3 separate regions of the Mus musculus genome follow, and all the other regions are linked to region 1. Evidence: chromatin loops called from intact Hi-C (ENCODE). Cell type or tissue: heart. All regions are shown on one strand.

Region 1 (8,000 bases):
CTTGTGGGTGGGACCATCTCTGGGCTGGTAGTCTTGGGTTTTATAAGAGAGCAGGCTGAGCAAGCCAGAGGAGGCAAGCCAGTAAAGAACATCCCTCCATGGCCTCTGCATCAGCTCCTGCTTTCTGACCTGCTTGAGTTCCAGTCCTGCATCCCTTGGTGATCAACAGCAGTATGGAAATGTAAGCCGAATAAACCCCTTCCTCCCCAACTTGCTTCTTGGTCATGACGTTTGTGCAGGAATAGAAACCCTGACTAAGACAGGGAGTAATACTGAGTAGAGTCAGGTACTACATTGCATTCTTGGCACTCTGGCGAGTCCTGGTGAGACGACTATACCTGTGATAACAACACCCGAGATAATCACCTGTGAAACTCGAGAGACTCTCGGCTCCATTTTCAGGGTTTGAGTGGGCCTTATACTTCCTGCTTTGAGCTGTGGGGACACGGCAACATCATGTGTTGACTGGTCTCTTCACTGCAGAACGGCCAAGAAGCAACTCTCAGTGTCCCATTCATAGCCGTCCCCATAGTGATCTGGTGCCCTGGAGCTAGGCCCTGCCTCTTCAGGTACCACCAGTCACCTCTCAGTAGCCAGGCCTTTTAACACAGGTCTTTGAGGGACACCTCCAAACCATAATATATTGTAAACCAATACACAGAGCAAACTCTGCCTGCATTCTCTTTAAAATTCCTTCTACAAATTGTGCTTCTTTGAAAAATCTGCTGTCATTTTTTTAAATTTATCTAGGATTAGCTTTTTCTGACTAATTATTCCCAAATGTCTTAAAACAGTAAGACTTTCTTTTTCCTATAGTTCTGTGGGTTGACTGAGAAATTCTGGTTGGCAATAGATGTCCTAACAGTGTGTGACACTTCATCTCAGAAGGCCAGGCAGCTGAATTCTACCTCTCCTTTCGTCCTTCAGAAGGCTAACCTGGGCCTTGTCAAACAGTAGCAGAATGGCTCCTAGCAGGCAGCATAAATGTTTTATGAATATCTGTCTTCCTCACATTTGACTTTGCTGGTATCCTGTGAACTAAAGTAATCTAATAGGCAAGTCCAAATTCAGGGAGTAAAGATAATGACTGGTGACTTTTAGAAAGACCCCTACCAAGGAGCATGTAGATAGCAACCAGAGAAACTGGTAAATATTTTGTAAACATATATTAACATATCTCTTGCAAGGTTCAACAGGGAAGGGCTCCTCTAATTCTTGACCTTTCCTGTGCCCTCAGTCTTCCTGTAGATAATCATTGTTAGTCTTTGATCTTTTTTAGTTCTCCCTTTTGCCTAAGAAAATGCATATATATGTGCATATACAGAAATATATAGAGATATGTATGTATGAATGTATGTATGATTTCACATTCCAGAATAGCCTAAAATGAAAGTGTGTGTGTGTGCGTGTGTGTGAAAACAGCTAGAACAGAGGATAATATAAATACTACATTTATTAGCATTTTATGTTTATATCTCTTAGCAGAGGTCTCAGTAAACAATGTGGATGCATGCAGCTGAGACTCATTTCTAACTTTAAGTTTTGTTTGACCAGCGTGCTCAAAACTATAGCTTGTTGGCATACATACCTGTTGTAGAATTATTCCGAGAGTTCCTTTTTGATGGCATTTCTCTCGTGTGCCAGAAATCACAGCTAAAGCAAATGCTTTGTAACAGTAAAATCCTCTCTCTAAATTAAAAGGATAATTTTTGAGATTCACATGGGAGTAAATGTATTTTGCTTTAACTACCTACAGACATGAAGCTGCTTACCTGTATGTTAACACACTTGGTTTTAGAGTCTCTACTATAACCTTCTAAACAACTAAAACCAAACAAATCTCATCACTTATCTGAATCCCTGAATTTACCAAAGCAGCATTAACCTGTCCGTACTCCTAAGACATTAGTGCTGCTGCTGTTACTGATTGTTTATAGAAGTAAAAAAGCTGATAAAAATGTCATTTCACTTCTATGATAGGCTTCAAGTATCCTTGATCGTAGACATTAAACTGTTGGGTTAACTAGGTCTGACAATTTCATTTAATAAATAGCTTATAGAAAACTCTATATACAGATCTCTAGTCTAACCTGTTAGTGCTAATATATTTTATCCTAGGGATCCTGCCTTTCGGGTGATTACAGTTACTAAGGAAACAGGTCTAGGTCTGAAGATCCTAGGCGGAATTAACAGGAATGAAGGACCGCTGGTGTATATTCACGAAGTCATTCCTGGAGGTGACTGTTACAAGGTAAACAACTCCACATGCCCCACCACACCCCCCAAAAGCCAGTAATGACAAAATCCCACCGATGCCAAGATTCGTATTTTCTTCATCAGTAAATTTTTCATATAAGTTTAACGTCCTCAATGAAAGATACAAGGGGACCTTTACCCTCAAGGATGTTTGCCCTAAAAATAAATTCTCCAAGTATGCAGATAACAAGTATGTCTAACTATATGTATAACTCTAACTAAAGGTTGCATATTGCTTAGTTATATGCTGTTGAACTCATCTGTGAAGCAGAGTCCAAAGAAGGTATATCTGCAGACATGTTGCCAATGTACCTGCTGAGTTTGGATCAAGTTGGTTACCTGACCTGGAGAAGAAGGAGGAGGAGGAAGAGAACATAGAGGAGGAGGAGAAAGAAGAGGAGGAGGAGGCGGAGGAGGGAGGAGAGGGAGAAGGAAGAGGAGGAGGGGGAGGGAAAAGAAAGCAAGCAAGCAACAAACGAAACTGTCTCATTTCCTGATCTGCACTAATTCTCACTGACTTGGAGATTCAGCATCTGCATAAGAGCAAGATCTAGAGTTAAGAGCAGACGTGCCTGGCCTCCATTCCTTCGTCTCATCCTTGGTACAGAAAGTGTATGACAGCATCCGGTTCTTTATCTGCTGGACCAAAGTTTAAACAAAACTCCATAGCGCCAATAGACTATGCTATTGGCATTATCATTTCTTTGCAGTTTTATTTATATTAGCCTAGCTATCATGATAAAGGATCTTACAAGCTTATTCTTATCATTATTCCTTGAGGGTGGTTGTTAAATAAATAGTCCCACTTTAACCCTTCTCCCACTGCAGACACCTGAAAACAATTTGTCTTTTCAGTTGGGTTTTTATTTCCTCCCTATGGAAAAAAAAAGTGAGTTTCACCAAAATCATTTTAATGACTGAGCTGTTTCAGGTTTGTTCATCTCACAAGGCTTCTGTGTCAGCTTGACACAATATAATAATCTGAGAGGAGAAAAATGCAAGTGAGAAATTGTCTCTGTAAGATCCAGCTGTAGGAAAGCTAAGGTATTTCCTTAATTACTGTTTGATATATGAAGGTCCAGCCCATTGTGGGTAGGGACACCCTTGGGCTGGTGATCCCATGTTCAGTAAAAAAGCAAGCTGAGCAAGCTGTAAGGAGCAAGCTAGTTAGAAGCGCTCCTCTGTGGCTTCAGCATCAGCTCCTGCCTCCAGGTCCCTTTTCTGTTTGAGTTCTCGCCACCACTGTCTTCAGTGATGGACATTACCCGCAAGTGTGAACGAGTAAGCCCATTCCTCCCCAAGCTACTTTTGAGTGTTTCTTCACAGCAATAGAGACACTGAACATCTCTCCAATACACTTTTTAAGTTCTAAGTTATTAATGGTTTAAGGTATACAATGATAGATATATTTTAGCTATTCAAATTAAGTTATTAGCTAAAAGACAATTTAATGTTAAAGATAAACAAATTGAAGCCCCTCCCACCAATCCTTTTGGTAAGAAGTCGGAGGTTCACTCTCATTTCAGTTTTAAAGCTTAGAGATGTGGGCTGGGAGAAGGGAAGATATGGGGCATTTAGTATAGTTTAAGCTGTTTGCTTGCCTGCTTACTTGTTTGAGACAGAGACTTTAATGTTTTAATCCTGGTGTACCTGGCACTCATTTGTCACCCACACTGGACTCCAACTCATGTCGATTCTCCTAACTCAGCCTCCAAATGTTCACTATTCAAGGCACAGGTCACCATGCCTTGCTGCTTAATATACTTGGGGTAGGGTGCAGGAATAGTTCAAGGTGCCTGAGAAATAATACAGGTCTACCTTTAAAACAAGGAACAATTAATTTATCCTTTTTATTTCCACAAATATTTAAAATTAGACTAATAAATTGAAAGCAGTAATTTTAAATGGCTTTATCTGCAGTAAACCATAGCAAATTAAGAAACTATGTTCATGATATATATGCCTTTTCTTTTTTTAAAAAAATTTTTATTAGATATTTTCTTCATTTACATTTCAAATGCTATCCCAAAAGTCTTCTATACCCTTCCCCCACCCTTCTCCCCTACCCACCCACTCCCACTTCCTGGCCCTGCCGTTCCCCTGTACTGAGGCATATAAAGTTTGCTAGACCAAGGGGCCTCTCTTCCCAGTGATGGCCGACTAGGCCATCTTCTGCTACATATGCAGCTAGAGACACAAGCTCTGGGGGTACTGGTTAGTTCATATTGTTGTTCCACCTATAGGGTAGCAGACCCCTTCAGCTCCTTGGTTACTTTCTCTAGCTCCTCCATTGGGGGCCCTGTGTTCCATCCAATAGCTGACTGTGAGCATCCACTTCTGTATTTGCCAGGCACTGGCATAGCCTCACAGGAGACAGCTGTATCAGGGTCCTTTCAGCAAAATCTTGCTGGCATATGCAATAGTGTCTGCATTTGGTGGCTGATATATACCTTTTCTTGTTAGTTGAGGTGTGCAAAATCCATTCTGATGGATTGTTTTCTTCATTCACCACTAGAGAGCAGTGTGGAGTTATTAATGTTCAGGTCATGTGCAAAAGAAAACCAATTAGACAAAAAGTGTACAAGAATAAATAATCCTTGGCTCCTTATGTTTATTTTAATATTCCTTAAGATGGAATGCTGTGAGTAAACACAGAACAGATGCAATGTTACTGCAACTGGTTTTGATACTAATATGCTACTAGGGACCTTGATTCTGTTTTAAGCTTTCAACCACACTTGGGAGTCAACCACACACAAGATAGATAGATAGATAGATAGATGATAGATAGATAGATAGATAGATAGATAGATAGATAGATAGACAGACACAAGATAGATAGATAGATAGAGAGAGAGAGAGAGAGAGAGAGAGAGAGAGAGAGAGAGATAGATAAGTTGCCCAGGCTGGCAGATGGATCAATTGTTAGTTATTTTCAGAATTTTATGTGTCCTTTAACTTGACTATAATTTATTAAAACTCCTCTCTCTCTCTCTCTGTCTGTGTGTGTGTGTGTGTGTGTGTGTGTGTGTGTGTTTGTACTTGATTTTCTATGTCTTGACTAAATGTGTGTAGTACCTATGGATGCCCGAAGAGGACGACAGGTGTTCTGTAGCAGAATTCTTGTTAGCTCTTGTAGCTATACACTGAGAACAGCCCCACAGGTCCTGAGTAAGGAGAGGCGAGGATCTGAAAGCCCTTTCTCCCGCATGAGCTGGTCTCTGGCAGTCTAGAGCCCTCCGAGGCCGCCTTAAGCCTCTTGCTAACCTCAGCACTCCCTTGATCAGCTCTAACTTCCTGGTACAAATCTCCACTTAGTTCTCCTAGAGGGGTCCTAGGTGCAGCACTTCTGAGGCACAATCTGTGATGCTTAACCTCGCACCTTCCTCTCCTTTCTTCCCAAACAACGGCCTCTTTTCAATGGCTGTTCAGAGTCATGTCCTTCCTCCCATATCATTAAGATGTACCAGTTATCTTAGTATATACTGCTGACCTTTTTACTCTCTGTCTCTTAAACCCATTAATCAGTCAGGCAGCGCGCGCATGCACAAGCTTGTGTGTGTGTGTGTGTGTGTGTGTGTGTCTGTCTGTCTGTCTGTCTGTCTGATATAAGCACATGTGTGTATATTTGCTGGTACAATTACATGTATGTGTACACGAAAATGATGGAGGCCAAGGTTAATGTCAACCATCTTTATTTGTCACTCTCTACCTTAATTTTTGAGACAAAGTCTCTTACTGCTCTTAGATCTGGCTAATTAAGCTAGTCTGGCTAGAGCCCATTGCCTATCTCTGCCTTCCCAGCACTGGAATTGCATACACTTTATTATGTGTGTGATGGGGGTCTGTACTAGGGTTCTCCTGCTTGCAGAAAGGTGGGGTTTTTTTTTTTGGCTGAGCCATCTCTCTAGGCTCTGTCTTTAGGTTGTCATTGGCTTTTGTTGCAACTCTCAGTAGCTTTATCTACTCTTAATGCACCTTGCCTATTTCCTCTCCCACAAAGCTACCTTAGTATTATTAGTAACCTGTACGCCCCTGTGTAGACTGCTTCTGCCTTCAGCTCTTCTTTTCTCTAGCTCTACCCTTACAAGCTTGTCTTCCCTCTTTCTGAAAGAGCCATTCCTTCCTTATCTCGGTCTAGGTATATTGTTTCAGGACCAGTGCCTCCTTCTCATTCTACTGTTCCAGATATCAGTTTATAAAGCAGTTGGCAAAGGACTTGTTTCCTGTCCTCCGGTGCAAGTGCAGATAAGGCCAGGTTTTGTTTTTCCTGTATGTGTGGCTAGTTCTTGTTCCAGTGCTTCCTATCAGCTGACTCGGTGTCTAATGGTGCATCTGTGTCCCTGATCGCTTTAGCTCAGTCTAACCATTGCTCATTGTACCTCTTGATGGCAAAGACTCCATCCGATTTCTTCATCATCGTCATTCCCTTAGTGGGAGTCACTCAGATACTATTAATGAATGGCTTTGCCACAGTCATTCTGTCACAGTTCTCTCCACTATCCACTGCCACCAGCTTCCTTCCAGACCAAGGTTCATCTCCTTAGCCCTGTGTATCAGAGCATTGATAACATTTTAAATTGTTTGAATGATTGTTTTTCTCTCATTGCTAGTAACATAAAGAAGAACGCTTCTGTGTTGATTTGAAGGAACTTTGTGTATTGCATATAGTTGATCCTTAAGACATGTTCAAAATACATAGAAAAGCTCTCTATAGAACATGCACATGTAGCTATGTACTCTGCCTGTTTGCCTGGAAGAGTATATTTCCTCTCCTGCCTCTGAAATTGCAATGGCCCTCTGAGCCACTGCCATAGTATCCTCGGCAGCATTCTTCCTCGCCACATAAAGACATAATCTCATACAGCTATTTGTCATTTTACGTTTGATCGATTGAACAATTTATGTCAAGCTTGTAAGTAAAGACAAAGGTGCCACTGACATAAGTGCCCACGTTAGTAATGGTCACAAACTGGGGAGGGCCATATTTCACTTTCCGATTGTAGCTCCTTGGAGCATATGCTAAACACATTGCTGAACTAGGGTTAAAGCATTTGGATGCATGGGAGGGCAAAGCTTCTGGTAGACAGAGCCCAGTCCCATTGGTGCACACTGAGGGAGCAGTAGCCAAGACAGTTCACGTTGCAATGTCACGCTCTTCTTTGATGTCATTATTGTTTCCATTATGGTATAGCGTGATGATTTCCCAGAGCTCTGTCCTGGACCGCATTCATTTATTAGTGAGCTGTTATATTTTTTGCAGTGTGCAGGGGAAACAACCATGATGCCCTGATCTAGCCAACCATAGGAGTGAGCGAATAGTCTGAGAGTTAGCTGTATTAGTATCAAGATGTCTGGTTTCGAAGAGGGTAGAATTGGGTGTGAGTAAGGGGACAGTAGAAAGTCAGTGCTCTAATACAGGGAAATAACGTATATTTGTTCAGCAAAGATAGCATTTGAGCCTGGCGGTGGGGGTGTGACGGTTATTCTTGTAGAGAAATAGGGTAGATGCTAGCATTGTTGAGTGGCCATGTATAAAATCCTGGAAACATTAGCTGGTTTGGGGACCGTCCTCTGAAAAGCTTGAGGAACTTGTATGCTATAATGGAAGGTAGAATGAAGCTAGAAAAGGGGGGTTGCAGTTAGCTTCGAACAGGCTCGGAAAGCTAAGGCATATACCAAGCATTCCCAGGAGTTGGCTCCATCCAAAATTCTCTAATTCAAGAGCAGAAATTAAACTTTTC
Region 2 (8,000 bases), 230 kb after region 1:
AAATGACCCTTGCTTTGGCAATTCAATGCTTTTCACTGTGGAATTAATTCCCTGGCTAAATTGGCAACAGGCTGAACAGGTTCATCTAGAGCTTTGGCTCCACTGTACAATGCGCTTCATAATCTCAGAGCAGTCCTCCCAATGCACAGGTTCCCAGGCCCTGGGAGGGCACAGGAGCAGGGCAGGCATTGTGCACAGAGCTAAATTTCACAGCTATCAGGAGACTGAAACATAGCCACTACTCACATAGGACAAACCCTCCGCAGACCTTCAGAGGCAGGATGGCTGATTCCCACCACCTGCCCTGTCACATTCCTCTGCACGGCCCCAACTCATCCCTACTGATCAGTACAGTTAAGTCTCTTGAAAGGACAACAGGTAGAAACCACTGGTTGTATGTACACACATAAGGGTAATTTCCAAAATCAGAGAAGAGGGCCTTACAGCCAGCATGGAACCTTGCTTTCTATGGTCTGTTCTATTCCTCCCTCTCTGAACCACACACTGAAAGGTTGGAGGAAAGAGAATCAACAAAGTCCTCCAAACTCTAAGGATGTCCCGTCATTGACCATCGGGACTCAGAGATGGGGCCAGGAAGGAAGAGCAGCCCAGAAATGAACATCATGAATGAAGACAGATGGGTATTGTGGTTATACCCGGTGTAGGACACTGAGGCTGAGCTCAGTTTGCTTTATCTTTGCATCTCACATATGAAGCTGCATATATCATTGCTTAGAATGGCCAACAAGCCATACATTCAACTAGTGACTCATTGAACTGGCAGCCAAAGGATCCAAGGAAAGTGCTTCTTTACTTCCCTGATGCCTTCATATGAAACCAGAATCACTGGATGTGATAAACAGATCCTTTGGCTGTTGCCAATGAACTACTCCATGTCCTATGTACTCCCTTCCCTCCTTGACTCAGTCTTAGCCACACCCCTAATTTTGAATGATGGGACATCAGGCAAGTAAAGGCTTCAGGGACAGCATGTTGGGGCTTATCTACTTTGCTGAGAAAACCATTCAAGGAAGGCCAACTGAGAAGAGAGAGACCTTGATACTAACTACATGGAAGAAGAGGAAGAAGAAGAGGAAGAAAAAGAAGAAAAAGAAGGAGGAGGAGGAGGAGGAGGAGGAGGAGGAGGAGAAAGATGAGCCATGCAAGCACCCAGCCAACAGAAGACTGGGGTGATCGTCTTTTTATGGAATTGTCTGGAAAAAAACCAAACCAAACCAAACAATAGCATGTCATGGAAGGAGCTCAAAAATGGGCAACTGCTACTGGTAACTTAGGGTGTAGATGCAGGTCAACCTTCATGGTGATTTGCCACTCTGCATTCACTTAAGAATCAGCCTCAGGACTCAAGGGCCACCTTTCCTGGCAGATGGAGACCATCACAGAAACCCACAAGGGAACACAATGCAGAGATGATGGCGAGCACCCCTCCATCACAGCTCCTACATGTGTGTGTCAAGGAATGAACATTTCAGAAACAAGAGCTGAAACATTTGGAAGAGGTGGAGTTCCAGGAAGTCCGCTTACGAGGGATTCTCTCCTATAATTAAAATTCTGGAACACTCGTCACACCCTTGAAGTAGAGAAGACAGAGGGAAGAGCGAGTCAGTGTAGTAAGGGAGTAGGGGCTTCAGGTCGCCGATATCCAGAGATGACCAAGACCAATAAAGGGACTGAGCAGTCAGTCACCAAGCCAGTTTATTTTCCGCAATGAGAACTACTACAAAACCACAGCCTTAGGCTCTCTTGGGGTTTAGGACAATGATTGCTCCAGGCAAGCAGGTTCCTTGAATCAATGAGTTTCCTATGTGGAAACATGGGGAAGAGAGGGAAGGCAGAGAACTCTGAACATGGAGCCCTGGGGCTGTGCTAATGGATCATCACACTGGCCTCCTTTCTTATGCCTGGAATCCTCTGCCTGTTTCCAGTCAGTGTGCTTGCACATCGCCTTGTGGATGGGTTCACAGGGCTGTGGGGAAATTAGCAAGATTTTATTGAAAGGACCCAGATGTAGCTGTCTCTTGTGAGACTATGCCGGGGCCTAGCAAACACAGAAGTGGATGCTCACAGTCAGCTAATGGATGGATCACAGGGCTCCCAATGGAGGAGCTAGAGAAAGTACCCAAGGAGCTAAAGGGATCTGCAACCCTATAGGTGGAACAACATTATGAACTAACCAGTACCCCGGAGCTCTTGACTCTAGCTGCATATGTATCAAAAGATGGCCTAGTCGGCCATCAGTGGAAAAAGAGGCCCATTGGACACGCAAACTTTATATGCCCCAGTACAGGGGAACGCCAGGGCCAAAAAGGGGGAGTGGGTGGGTAGGGGAGTGGGGGTGGGTGGGTATGGGGGACTTTTGGTATAGCATTGGAAATGTAAATGAGCTAAATACCTAATAAAAAATGGAAAAAAAAGAGAAAATTACTCCAAAAAAAAAAAAGTTAAAAGATGAAACCTTCCTCTCTCTCTGACAAGAGCACAGAAGCTCTCCTGTGTGTGTGTGTGTGTGTGTGTGTGTGTGTGTGTGTGTGTAGATTAACATGGGCATCTTCTCTGTTTCTGAGACAGGGTCTCTCACTCAACCTGGAGCTCACTCATTGCCTAGGCTGGCAGCCAGTGAGCTTTTAGGATCTCCCTATCTCTGCCTCCCCAGTGCTGGGGTTACAGGCCCATGCTGCTGCTGCTGGAGGCTGTTCTTCCTCCCTCCCTCCCTTTTCATGTTGATGCAGGGGAATCCAAGCTTGTATCTTCATTCTTATGACCCAAGTGCTCTTTAATCCACTGAATAATCTCTTCAGCTTCCAGCGGAGTCCCTTCTTTTCTGAGAAGCAAACCGACTGAAGGGTTGGGAAGTTTATGAGGGACCACTGGCTCCAAGCTCACCTCAGGCGCTTCTCTGCACTCTCCTTCCAGTAACAGATGCCCACGTCAGCTCTCTCTGTTACTGGGTTTTGGAGTCCAGACTTTGTGTGCTTCTATGGCATCCTTTCCCTGGTATAGCCAGGTCTTATCCATCCATCATCTCACCAGCCCCAGCCCAGTCAATGGCATGCAGTGGTGCTCACTGAATGTACACCGCATCCACCCCAGGGCTCATGTTTCTGGGATCTGACATCACAAGAGCATCTCAGAATGTCATCTTACCATTCACTTTGCCCAGGTGTTAGCAGGAGGAAATGAAGGCCACGGGACCAGCCGTCCATTTACCCGGAAACTTCTGCTCAGAGAAAGAGTCAGGGCTACTTATCATGAACTTCCAGTGCCCTTGGCCAGGGTCCGGAATTTCCTGAATTTTAGATTTCTCTTCTCTCCTTTCTTATCTCTCATTTTTTGGTAGTGGGGTGGGGGAGGGGCATCCCAGTAATATTTGCACCCCAGGAACCCAGTCTATGTTCACAAAAGCCTTTCTGCCTCATTGAAAAGCTTCTTGCAGACCCTTCCCCACAGGTCTGAGGAGACAGCTCACTGTGATATAGAACTAGCTAGACATGGGTAAGGCCATACATTCAACCATCAGTACTGCAAAAACCATCCCACATGCTCCTCCACGGGTCAGGGGGACTTAGTGCTGGATAGAAATGTGTAATTGGTGGGTGGGTGGGGGTGGAAAGTGGAAAGAGAAGCGTGGAGATGCGGTTCGTGTGTCTCAGTTCTCCTGGCTGGGGAGGCAGAATGCCTACATTCCAATCCATCCACTCCGCCAAGGTGTTCTCCCCCACACCCTCAGCAGCAAGGTCAAAAAACTGGCCTTTTCACAGCCTTCAAAAGGCCAGAGGGATGTGCTGCAGCCACAAACAAGATTCCCCTAATCTTTTAACAAAGAGTTTACAAATTTATTTTAATTAGTATTCAGACCTTCTAAGTTAGCCTAATTACAGCCATGCTGGGCCTTTTAAATACTCCTAACTTTCATTCCTTGTGTTTAAGTCTCTCCTGCTTTCCTTCCATTGCAAGCAAATGTCTGTCTTGTTAATTCCCTCGGACAGCGTGGGAGACAGTTCACTTCAGTCTGCAGCTCCTGTCTCCATTCTACGTTTTTGCACATTGTTTGGAATTCAGGAAAGTTGATATCTTAGGTCGGATATGCAGTGGGGCTAGAAGGAAAGTACTAAGCTCACCAGGAGCGAGGAGGAGAAATATCCAGAAGTCATTCGCTTCAAGTCTATCCAAATCTCCTAAACTTGTCCTGGGGAGCTTTAAAAAACATTGCTAGCCAGGACATCGCCCCGGGGGTTGGGGGTTCTAATTTAAGTCCGGAATGCCACTTGGCCATCTTTTAAAAATCATCTTCTTTTAAAATCACCAATTTATTTCCACATTGCAAACCACTGACACGAATTTCTCATTGTTCTGCTCTGGGGGGCGGGGGGGGGGAACGGAGGGGGAAGGGCTCGCGTGCAAAAGGAGTCAGGGTGAGAGTTAGCGCGCGTTATTCCCAGCGCAAGGCAGAGAGTGAAGCAGGAAATCTGGCACCTGTGCTTTTCGCAGCCCACCAACGCCGCAAGGGCCGGAAAAACAGCGCGTGCGGCGATGCTACACACGCAGCCCTGGGGGGGCGGGGTGGATGGGCGGGCCCGATTTGGGCCCCGCCCCTGCACGCCTATCGGCGCGCGGTGCGGGCCCTGACGTCACTCTTGTCAGGGCAGCGGCACATGGACTGCCTGATGCGCTGAGCCCGGCGCTGCGGGGCCGCGGAGCGCGGGGAGCAGCGGCCGCGGCGGGGAGGGGGGTGGGGCGGGACGGCACAGCCTCCGGTGCTCGCGCGAGGGGCCGGGGCCCGCGCTTTGCCTTCTGCTCATCTGCAGCCGTCTACGTTTTCAAAATTTCTCTCTTTCCTTTTTCCCCCCACCTCCTTGCAATTTTGAACATTTTGCAAGACTGAGTGTTGGAGGCAGGTGAGAAAGCATCCTGCACTGGGTCGGAGGAGTCCGCGGCGCTAGATGCGCCTTCCCTGGACTGTCGGCACTGAGAACACGAAAGTTTTTTTGTTTTTGTTTTTGTTTTTTTTTGATATTTGTATGCTGATGTATTTACAAAGACAGAAGTGATTTTTTTTTTTCTTCCTTGTCTGCACTGTTTTGAAAGCGAGTACTTTTGGTTGGCAAAGGACGGAGGAAACAAAGCTCATCAACATTTCGGGGCGGCGATTGGCCTTCTTTTTAAAAAGACAATTGAGTGCATCACGATGGAGAAAATGTCCCGACAGCTCCCCTTGAACCCCACCTTTATCCCGCCTCCCTACGGCGTGCTCAGGTCCCTGCTGGAGAACCCGCTGAAGCTCCCCCTTCATCCTGAAGACGGTGAGCGTTGCCTCGGCAGCTGGGCTCAGGGAAGGGACTACACTCCCAGGGACCCCCCTAGTCGGCTGGGAGGGCACCAGCATCTTTCTTCCCCTCGCCTTGCTTTAGTGAAATTGGGGGGCTTACTCCCTCTTTCTCCTCAATGCAAAGGGGATCCCTCCGGGGCAACATTTGAAATAGCGCTGGGAACCTGGCTCGCCTGCCTTTCTAGGTCTGTCCTCCTGCAGCGCAGGTGACAGGTGAACTTGACAGGTCAGGATCGCTGCTTTGAGTGACAGGGTGTGCGCTTCCCTGGGAGACTAGTGTCTCTGGGACTGGAGAGGAGAAAGGGCGGGAGGTGGCTGGTTGGAGCCTGGCAGAGAGGGGGGGGTCAAAGTAAATGGGGGTTCTCACTCGGCGGCAGCCTGAATATTCGGATCGTGTTAGTGTTTTGTGTTGTGAACTCACGCGGCATGAGCGGAGAGGCGCTTTCTCCCGCAGACCCGCAATTCACAAAGCGGGGTGGGGGTGGGGGGAGTGGTCTGTCGGCGGGAAGCGGTGCACGCCTCCAGCGCTGACACTTTCCCGGTGCTCTCTTCCCGGTGGGAGGGGAGAGCTGAGCAGGCTCACGTGTAACCGCGTGCAGGAGCCTCCTCTGGCTTGAGCCCTTTCTTGGTAAGTCTCAAACCTTCCCTAGGCAACCGTGGCTTGGAGCTAAGGAGACGGGTAGGGGGATATGGTGGGGAGTGGGGGGGGGGCTGGGGGTAGATGCATGTGAGACCTAGCTGGGAACGCAATTGATGCCAGAACGGATTTGTGTTTTGGGCCGGTGCAGTTTCTTGCCTTTGGTGTTATCACAGTGACAGAAGCGAATTATGCTGCTCCTGCATAAATTCTTGAAAAGATTATTTGGCTGGAAATAGCTTCGGGGTGTTTGCATCAATTTCCCTGGGAGAGAACGCCTGTTGCATTGCAAGAGTTGCTGGTGCTTGATTGCGCGTGCAGACCGCCCCCCACCCCCAATACCCTCCCGCACTGCTTCTTAAGGAGTAGCATTTGGGAGAAATCTGCGGATGCGTTAGGCTTTTGTGGTCGATGTTTTTAAGCCTAACTCTAATGAGACTGCGGAGGATTTGAAGATTCGAATGGGTGGCGGTGGGACTACATTTCTCTAATGAGAAACAAAACAAAACAAAACTCAGAATCAAATTCTCTAATCCCTGATTCCACCCACACCTGAATATTGGCAAAATGCAGACAGCTCGGTAAAGACCAATCCGGGGGTGCTGTATTTCCAGGCAGGAAATAGCTGCATTCTTACCCTCAGAGAGTAGAACACAGCACCTTTGCATAGTACTGCCTTGTGATGGGGTACATAAATGTTTGCTTTCTTTTTGTAAATTAGGTAATATTTAAATGTTTGGGGGGAAAAGGAAAAAGAATCCACCTTCTAAAACAGACTTAGTCCTCTTGAGGGTTCTAAGCAAATGGATGAGTTCGAAAGTACTTCATTTCTACCCCGTCACCCCGGCCTGCCCACCCCTCCCCCCACAGTCTCCTTCTATGGTGAGAGAGCACCCTTATCTTCCTTGTAAATGGGGGATAATTGTAGGCTTGCACGTTTATTGAGATAATACATGGAAAGGAATAACGCAGAAACGACGCGTAGTATTAAGGGAAGGTGGGGGCGGGGACTGCTTACTAAGACTAAGCTTGCATACCCTGGTTTGTAAGTCAGAATGACCTCAGATTCTTGCGGTCATCACTTTCTAAAAGGTAGAATCATACCAAGTTATCGGTGGTCCCCTTTAAAAATCCCATCAGTTGTATATATTCTCCGGTGTTATTTTCTCAGTATAGATTTCGGTGACTTAGCCCTTCAAATAACACACCGAGGAAGGATTATTCTCTTGTTTTCATTCCAGATCAGTCGGTAGCCCCGTCCTGTCCTACAGACCAGAAAGCTCTTTCTTTCCAAAGTAAATAGGAAGATGTCGAAACTCTAGATCTACCAGAGGCAGCAGCCAGAGGCCTCGGTGCCCCCAGAAGTCATTTTGTAACCGATGGCAGGAAGGCTGGTGACAGACTGACCCCTTTTCTTTTCTGTTTTAAAAAAAACAAAGCTCACCTTTCCCTTTTTCTTCTTCAGCATTTAGTAAAGAAAAAGACAAAGGAAAGAAGCTGGACGATGAGAGCAGCAGCCCGACCGTCCCCCAGTCCGCCTTCTTGGGACCCACCTTATGGGACAAAACCCTTCCCTATGACGGAGATACTTTCCAGCTGGAATACATGGACTTGGAGGAATTCCTGTCAGAGAATGGCATCCCCCCGAGTCCGTCGCAGCACGACCACAGCCCTCACCCCCCTGGCTTGCAACCAGCTTCCTCCACGGCGCCCTCGGTCATGGATCTCAGCAGCCGGGCCACAGCGCCCCTCCACCCGGGCATCCCGTCTCCGAACTGTATGCAGAGCCCCATCAGACCAGGTAAATTCTGGAAGGTTCACCCGTGTTAGATGTGGGGGACAAGACGGAAGTGGGGCGAGCGAGGTTGGCAAGAGTTGGAGATCTTAACACACATTTCTAGAGAGGAGCCCTCTCTTCCTGTTCTGAGGAGCCTTCCTCCTTCAGAGCATGCGTAGCTCTCACCTGCAGAGCCAGTTAGAATACTCTATGGACCTGCCCTTAAGAAGCTGATGTTT
Region 3 (8,000 bases), 200 kb after region 1:
GAGCCTGGTTGCTCTTGCAGAGGACCAAGCTTTGATGCCCAGCACCCACATGGCAGCTAGCTATCATCTATAATTCCAGTTCCAGGGAGGTCTGACGCCCTCTTCTGGAGGTCTTTTGAAGTACTCTTTTGAAGGTACTGCATGTACATGGCACACCAACATACACAAAAGCAAAATATCCATACACAAAATTAAAGATAAATCAATCTCAAATTTTTGTTGCTGTTGTTGTTTTTGGTTTTTTGAGACAGGGTTTCTCTGTATAGCCCTGGCTGACCTGGAACTCACTTTGTAGACCAGGCTGGCCTCAAACTCAGAAATCTGCCTGCCTCTGCCTCCCAAGTGCTGGGATTAAAAGTGTGCGCCACCACGCCTGGTCAATCTTAATTTTTTAAAGCCAAGTGTAGCCATAATTCTAACACTTAAGGTATCAATGGTGAGGTGGGGACAGGAGGATCTCTGGGGCTTGCTGGCTGCCAGCCTAGCTCCAGGTTCAGTGAGAGATCTTGCCTCAAGGGGATAAGGCAGAGAGTAATAGAGCAGGACACCCAGTGTTCTCCGGTGACTACTGTGTGGGAGTGCACACTCATGCATATACATACTCATAAACACACACATACACACAGAGAGAGGGAGAGACAGACAGACAGACAGACAGAGGTTGTGGTTTATTTGGGCTTGAAGGAACACAGTCCATCATGAAAGGAAAATAGTGGTGGCAAGAGCATGGGGTGGCCAGTCACACAGTGTCCCCAGCCAGGAAACAAAGATGAATGCGGACATTCAGATCACTACCTCTCCCTCTCCCTGTCTCTCTCTCCACCTCCTACCCCACTTCCCTCTCCCTGTCCTCCTTCCCTTCTCCCTTTCCTCTTCCCCCTCCCCTCCCCCTTCCTCCCCTCCCCTCCCTCCCTTGTCCCTTTCTCCTCTACCCCCTCCCCTTTCCCCTTTCTATTCAGTCTAGAATTCCAGCCTATGGAACAATACAGAAAACATTGGTGGTGATGGGAGGGGTGTGTCTCATCTCCTCAATAAAACTTCTCTGGAAACACCCTTGAAGACACACCCATAGGTGTATCTCCTAGGTGATTCCAAATCCAGTTAGATGATAACGAAGATGGACTATCAAAACCACTTTCTCTGCAAGGCTTGATCTTGGTGAGAGACCAATTGCTGGAGAATCCCGTCCCAGACTCACAAATCCTTACACACACATGCCTGATTATCAAACGGACAGCTTTCCAGATCATCCACATAAATCCACATGTGTGTTGACAGCTCAGAAAGCAAGGCTTGCAATAGAGAATAACACCATGGATAAGAAAGACTTTTGAAAGAAAGAAAAGAAAAAACATACAAAGAAAAGGGGCTGAGTCTCTAGCCGTCGGGTCACACTTAGGATGCCCTCAGTGTACTATGGTCTTGGAGTTGCCTTCAGGACCCACACCCACTGACTGTCTTCTTCAGCCAGTCTCTGCCTGTGCTCTGAACATATGCCACACGGCAGTCGCTTCTACAGTGGCTCTTAGCCGCTTGCTGTCTACAATCCTTTACTGTTTGCCAAGAGCTATCTACTTGACTGTACTCCCTTTGAGTTTGGGGACTTGGTCATGGATGTCTTTTGGGCTTCTTGTTTGTCTCCTTGTTTGTTTTGTCCCGATCTTTTATTTTCCAAAAGTGTTTGTCCTTCTACATATAGTAGGTACTGGCTGCTTACTGTACGGGTAGATCAAGGAAACCGCATCTCTACCGTGGTGTCTGCAGACTTCCTTTTTTTAGAATTCTGTCAAATCAGCAATGCTGATTTCTCCTGTCTGTGGTGGTGCTTTCAGTAGCAGAGGAGTTCTTCTGTTCTGATGCTAAACTGGAGAAGCGTACAGCAAATACGCTGGCTGCCAATGTGCAGAAGGACACACGTTGTCCTTCAGTTCATCCCACCGCTCCTGGAATAGCAGTAGTAGTGTGAGGGACACAGCGGCCGTCTGCCCACCTCTCCTATCTTTGGTCTGTCTTCTCTCCGTCTCCCAAAGTTCAGGGGCTAGTACATTAATCCAAATGAATCAGAACAGGTCCTACTCATGTGTCCTGCGGAGGGTTCAGACGTGCACATTAGCCATAGCTCAAGCCAATGAGTACGGGGAAGGCTTGATGCCTCTGGAAAGAAACAGTGCAGAAAATGTGTCATGGCTGGAGCCGCTGAAAGCTCTGGCTGATGGGTAACAGGAACCCTAACTACCCTGCACTGCTTTGCTGATAACTCAAACTACCCAGGATGGCTGTTTTACTATGTGTTTTAGTTCTGCAGCTTCCTCATCAGAGGTCTTGCTTGGTCTATTTTCTGTTCTTTGCAGACAACCCCAGCCAGTACAGAGTAACCACAAAACTTAAAATCCTCTTTACTAACGACTCAGCAGAGTCATTGGGAGAGTGAATGCTAATAGCAGGTGGGAAACAGCTTTATTATGCAAATATATATCTCTGGGAATCCCTGGGTAATGCCCCTCCCCACAACCCCACCCCATAGGCCCAACTTGGGAGGCTCTCAAAGGTGTTGAGACACTCAGGTAGTTTAACTCAGGAGCTCAAAACTTCGCGTGCAGATTATCAGAATGCTTTATAGCCATTCAGACCCGAGCTGAGAGGAGCTGGCAATGAAGCAGATATTGTTAAGGAGATGAAAATGGTTCACATAAAACCCCAAAACTGCGCACCCAATACAGTTAAACTGTTCAGGTTCTTTAAATGCTAAAAGCAAGCTAGTCCTATAAGGTACAAAATTTAAGTTACTCCAGCACTGGTAGTCACTAAACCTCTGTTCTCAGCCTCCCAAATCTTTTCTCTACCTTTCTAGAGTTAGTGGGTTCTGGGAGGGGTGTTGAGGAGTTCATGTGGGTGTAATCTTTCATACAAGTGCTAACATTTTATACACTGTTTATAGTTGTTGGGTTTTTTTTTTTTAGTCGCATAATGAAAAAACAACGGTCGCTTAATGGAGCCAGGAGTGGTGGTCTATAATCTGAGCACTCAGGAGGTTGAGGCAGAATTGCCACTAATTTGAGGCCATGTGTTGTGCTACAGTGTCAAACTGCTGCCCGCCTACTCCCTAAAAAGGATTAAAAGCACATAAATATATCTTGAGGATTTTCCTGCCTGGATGTCTACAGAGCTATTTCCCAGTTATTGCTCTTTCCAAGTGTGGTCCAACCATCTTCCTCGTTTCCATGAACTGAGCTCGTTGATGTGACGCTGTCTCAGGCATTTAGGTTATTTTACCCCCTTGCCTTGGCTGCGGCGTTATGATGCTTCTAGGGGGGCCTCAATTCCCAGGATAAATTCCGAGTTACAGATTTCCAAGGGCTGTTGAAACTCCTAAAAGTCCTTGAAGTCTGAAGAGCTGAATCTGACGCTGCAAACTTCAGATCCACGTTGACCAAAGCAGCACCCGCGCACCCCGCGATCTGCACCCGCTCCTCCTGCAGTGCAGCCCCTGGGCTGTGCAGCCCTGTCCCGGACGCCCGGGCACGTGCGATTCCACGTGAGCCTCCCGCCCGGAGCGCAGGAGCCCAGTACGCATGCGCCTCCCGCCACTGAAAGTAGGTCAGGCTCCTCCTCTCACGTGACCCGCTCCCCTTAGCTACCCTCGGCGCCTCCCCGCCTGGGCGCAGCCGAGATGCGCTCGGCAGTCAACGTGATGGGGCCGGGAGCGGGCGGGCGCGGGCAGGGGCGGGCCAGCCGCGGGAGGATTTGTAGGTTATCCTCCCTTCAGAGCTCTTGATCGGGAGTCGGGCGGGCAGAAGCGAACGCCGGGCGATGTGACTAGGAGCAGAGCTTGAAATTGGAGTGGGGAGGAAAGTGGCCTGGGAACGCATGTCACAGGCAGGCTGACTCCACTGGTCTCCATCTACAACACCGTTTGCAAGGAAAGAGCAAACCTGGGTCACCCTGAAGTGAAAACAGTTTCAAGGACCCTTTTGCAATCCTTTGCCCCAGTACCTGAGGGCAACTCCTATGTTCGGGTAAACAAAGTTTGAAAGAAAATACAAAGGAGGTTAATGGAATTTTGCAGGAATGTCTCACAGTCCCCCTTTCTAATCTTCCACCCACTAACCTCAGAAAACTCCCATTCCAAAGCACACTTTCCCCTTTCTATAGGAGGTTGTGGAAGAAGTGGGGTGATGGGCAGAAAGGGTTGTGACAGGGGTGGATATGGGCTGTGAACCCAGTTCTTAGACAGCTGAAGCCAAATGGTACGCATTCGAAGTAATTGCTTCCTGTGCCCCCTCTCTGATTTATTATTATTATTTTATGTTTTACGTATTCACTTTGCATCCTGCTCACTGCTCTCCTCCCAGTCAACCCCCTCCTCCCTCGCCTTCTCCCTCTGACTTTGAACTTGTTGCATGCTACCTCTGTCTCAATGAGTGCGATCCAGAAGAGAGACTGACAGGCCAAATCAATGGGTTACCATGCAGCAGGCTATATAAATCTCTTGACTGAGGTGTGCCCAGGAGTTATGTAAGTAGGGGAAGAGGGGCGTCCAAGTGCAGGGGTGGGTACCCTGAGTTCTGAAGGCTTAAGTGGGAGTGAGCTGGCAGAGACGCTAGGCAGAGGGGGTGGGAAAGTGTTCCAAACAAAGAGAACTACTAATGGTTGCATAATATTTCCCTGGGGAGTTTTTACTAGAATTGTCTTAGCCATGCGCATGGCTGAAATGTATATTCTTTTTGTGATTGTGATTCTAAGCTGGCTATAAAAGAATGTCCGTGGCCATGGTGTTTCTCTCCTTGGTCTTAGGAAACTCCTGTGAGTCAGATTGCCATGAAAAATACATGCAACTTTCTTGTGACCTTTTCAGAACTGAGGATGGAACCTGGTACTTATACTAAGTAAACAAGGAGTAGACCATTAAGCTACCTCCTCGGCCCTATGTATAGCCCTGGCTGTCCTGGAACTCACTTTGTAGACCAGGCTGGCCTTGAATTCAGAAATCTGCCTGCCTCTGCCTCCCAAGTGCTGGGACTAAAGGCGTGCGCCACCACCGCCCGGCTATTTTTTTTTTTTGATAGATACTATCAAATATTTTCTTAAGTAGTACCAAAATAGCAAATATTGAGTATTACTGTTAACTCTTACACATTAGCATTAAATTATTGTAAGATATAAGATAGCATTCAAGTGGTAACTTGCCAGTTATTTATTAAAAATCCACTAGAGCTAGTGAGGTTTATAAGAATGCCATAAATCACAATGCAGGCATTTCTAAGTTCTGTGAGCTACCGCAAGGCTAATCAGGCTTAAGTTTGGAAAATGAAAAAAATGTCTGATCAGTTCATTTAATCCATACTGGGAATTATGACTGGGGGGCTGGAAAGGGGGTGCAAGTAGAATGAACTCCTTGTTGTGAATCAAGAATAACAGAGATGACAGATTCCCCCCAAGTCACAACAAGTGACAAGATGTGTTAGCGCTCTATTGCTGTGACAAATTTTTGCAGAGAATCAACTTAAAAGGAAAAATTTCTATTTGTGGCTTGCCATCTCCAAAGTTTCAGATGCATGGTCACTTGGACTTGCTGGCATGTGGCAAGAGAGTACCTTAAGCCAGGCAGTGGTAGCACACGCCTTTAATCCCAGCACTCGGGAAGCAGAGGCAGGCGAATTTCTGAGTTCGAGGTCAGCCTGGTCTACAGAGTGAGTTCCAGGACAGCCAGGGTTACATAGAGAATCCCTGTCCCAGAAAACAAAAGCAAACAAACAAAAAATAGTACCTTAAGGTTAGGGGTGCCCGAGGGGGATACTGTTCTCCTCACACAGCTGGTTAGGGTTAGGACCTAAGTTTGGAAAGCAAAAGGAAGAAATACGATTTCCCAGAGCCCTTCAAGGACACACAACCAAGACCTGACTCCTTTCTAGTCCATGGTAATAGCACCTCAGGCTGTCAATCAAACCTTTAGCACAGGAACACTCAGAGAACACTCCAGATTTGTTTTAACTTTTCACTACAAATGTTAGGGATGCTACAGTGGACCCCGAGGCATCTAGGCAATGTACTAGAAGAAGGCTGGGCAGGCATCTGATAATCTCCAAACCCAGGCATGCCTGCCATGTCCCTGGACAAAGAGAAAATATTATGGCATTCAAAGAACATTTGGAGCACACACCTTTAGTCCCAGTAGAGGAGGCAGAGGCAAGCTGATCTTGACGAGTTCAAAGACAACCTGATCTACAGAGTGGATTCTGGGACAGCCAGTGCTACATAGAGACCTTTGTGACAGAAGATAACAATGCCACTGAAGGAGCCACATGCCGTTGAATGTGTGATTTCTGCCTGCAACATCCTGCACTATTAAGGAAAATGGGAGTAGCTTCAGGCTGTGGTCCACATTATGGACATTTTCCTAACGTCAGTTCTACATCTTGTTTATCCATCCATCCTGTGCTTTCAGAGTGGGTAGGGAGATCTACCTCCCCTCAGACTCAGGGGTTGCCGTGGACAACCTGAGTCAGTATGGCAGGGTAGTGCCTATCACTCTATTTCTTTCTAGGTTTTTTTTTCTTTAATTATTTTTATTTTTTATTGTCATAAAAATAAAATCGACCCTTGACATAAAATTCATCAGTTATAGGAAATGTTAAGTTTTACAGTGCATTCCCCATTGCATAGGGTTCTAAGACAGCTCTCTGGAGATTACCTATCTCATTTACCTAAAACTCCATGTTCATTGGTTACCAGCTCCGGTCAGATTCTATACCGTTGTAGATGCTTTGTAGATGTGGAGCCGGGAAGTTGGCGCCTTTCTGAGAGTAACTCATTTCATTGAGTGTGACGTCCTCAACTCATCTGTGTCCTCTCACATGGAAGATTTTCCTTCTTGTTACATGTTACTGAGTTATCCTACCAGATGCTCAGACCACATCTTTCCTATCCCTTTATCTGTCGGTGGACCATTAAGTTGTCTCCACAGTTCCCATCTCTCCTCACACATCATTGTTCTCCATATGAGGATTTGGAAGGAATGCAGCAACAGCTCTTAGAAAAGGCTGGCTTGACGCATACAGTAGTGTCCAGTGAATTTCTGCTCATGTTGCTGCTGCTTCGTTTACAATGGCTGGCTAAGGCAGCAACGTTCCGGGGCTTCCTTTAGCCCTGTACTTTGTCTGTGACTGAGGCCAGCCAAAGAAGCATGGATAGTCCTTTATGCCATTTTCCTGCTCTGGTGGGGAGGACAGCCCAGCCACTGACCTAATAAGCAGGGGTGGAGAAGGCCACTCCTCCATCAGACTACACTCACAGATGGTTGAGTCAAACACATACTATTTATTGTTTCCATCTGTAGGATATTTTTGTTGTTGTTATTTATTACCCACAAAGTCACCCTGATGCCGTGCCCTGGTCTACATGTCAACTGAATAATAATACTGGCTTTTTCTTTCTGAGCATGAACATGATAAAGTTTCCCTCCATGCAGATGAAGGCTATGTACAGCGTACCCATATTTTCCTGGGGGCAGTTAGAACAAAGTGCTCTGAAGCCATTGAAACTCTCCAGATTCATGGGTTTCCTCCTTCCTCAACCACAGATGAGCAGCAAGGACTTCTGAGAGACTCTCCCAGAGCAGCCAAGCTGTAAGGAGGAACTACCTAGAAGAAAGAGAGATCAATTAGCCAAGCCTCCTGGAAAAGGCTCAGACCAATTGAGCTGTCAGGAAAGGCACTCCCCAACCTGTTGACCTGCCTGCAGGTTGCCTAGCTTTCATGAAGTATCACCATGTTGGGGTGGGCCTTAGTAATCCAGCTGTCTTCTAGTCATTTCTGTAAGTAACCCTCATACATACTCCTGTATGTAACCCCCATAGAACACACTGGCTCATCAAAATGGCCATTCATATTGTCCTTAAATTGGTCTACTATTAATTCCCTGTCTGGGGCTCAGTAAATATTCCCATGTCTCCCTGGGAATATGGTCACGCAATGTTGTAAGACTTGACCATATAAGTTGAA

Evidence for each region. Peaks named below come from ENCODE experiments on the same cell type or tissue, not always from the same donor. Only the 100,000 strongest peaks of a DNase experiment are listed, where the experiment ranks them.
Region 2: it touches region 1 in a loop (2.6-fold over the local background); 6 of 42 quality-filtered maps call a loop at or near these places.
Region 3: a loop joins it to region 1, with 3 times the contacts of the local background. A loop is called at or near these places in 6 of 42 quality-filtered maps.

Annotation. Positions count from the first base shown.
Region 1 is chr11:90,613,434-90,621,433 of GRCm38, reverse strand. It overlaps Stxbp4 (syntaxin binding protein 4), which reads left to right. Exons shown (of 18, transcript NM_011505.2): 4 at 2,119-2,251. Among named protein-coding and RNA genes, the nearest start is that of Stxbp4, 21 kb to the left of the region's middle. In heart, a CTCF peak has its summit at 4,764 (motif pointing right); no DNase peak of the experiment used is centred here.
Region 2 is chr11:90,387,571-90,395,570 of GRCm38, reverse strand. Hlf (hepatic leukemia factor) reads left to right here and starts at 4,654. Exons shown (of 4, transcript NM_172563.3): 1 at 4,654-5,321; 2 at 7,450-7,785. The coding sequence starts at 5,207. In heart, a CTCF peak has its summit at 4,535; DNase peaks (open chromatin) are centred at 4,620, 5,320, 5,890 and 7,710; H3K4me3 peaks cover 4,151 bases; H3K27ac peaks cover 1,996 bases; H3K27me3 peaks cover 1,524 bases.
Region 3 is chr11:90,413,730-90,421,729 of GRCm38, reverse strand. No RefSeq gene overlaps it. Among named protein-coding and RNA genes, the nearest start is that of Hlf, 27 kb to the right of the region's middle. In heart, no CTCF peak of the experiment used is centred here; DNase peaks (open chromatin) are centred at 3,649 and 4,479; H3K4me3 peaks cover 1,081 bases; H3K27ac peaks cover 1,067 bases; H3K27me3 peaks cover 264 bases.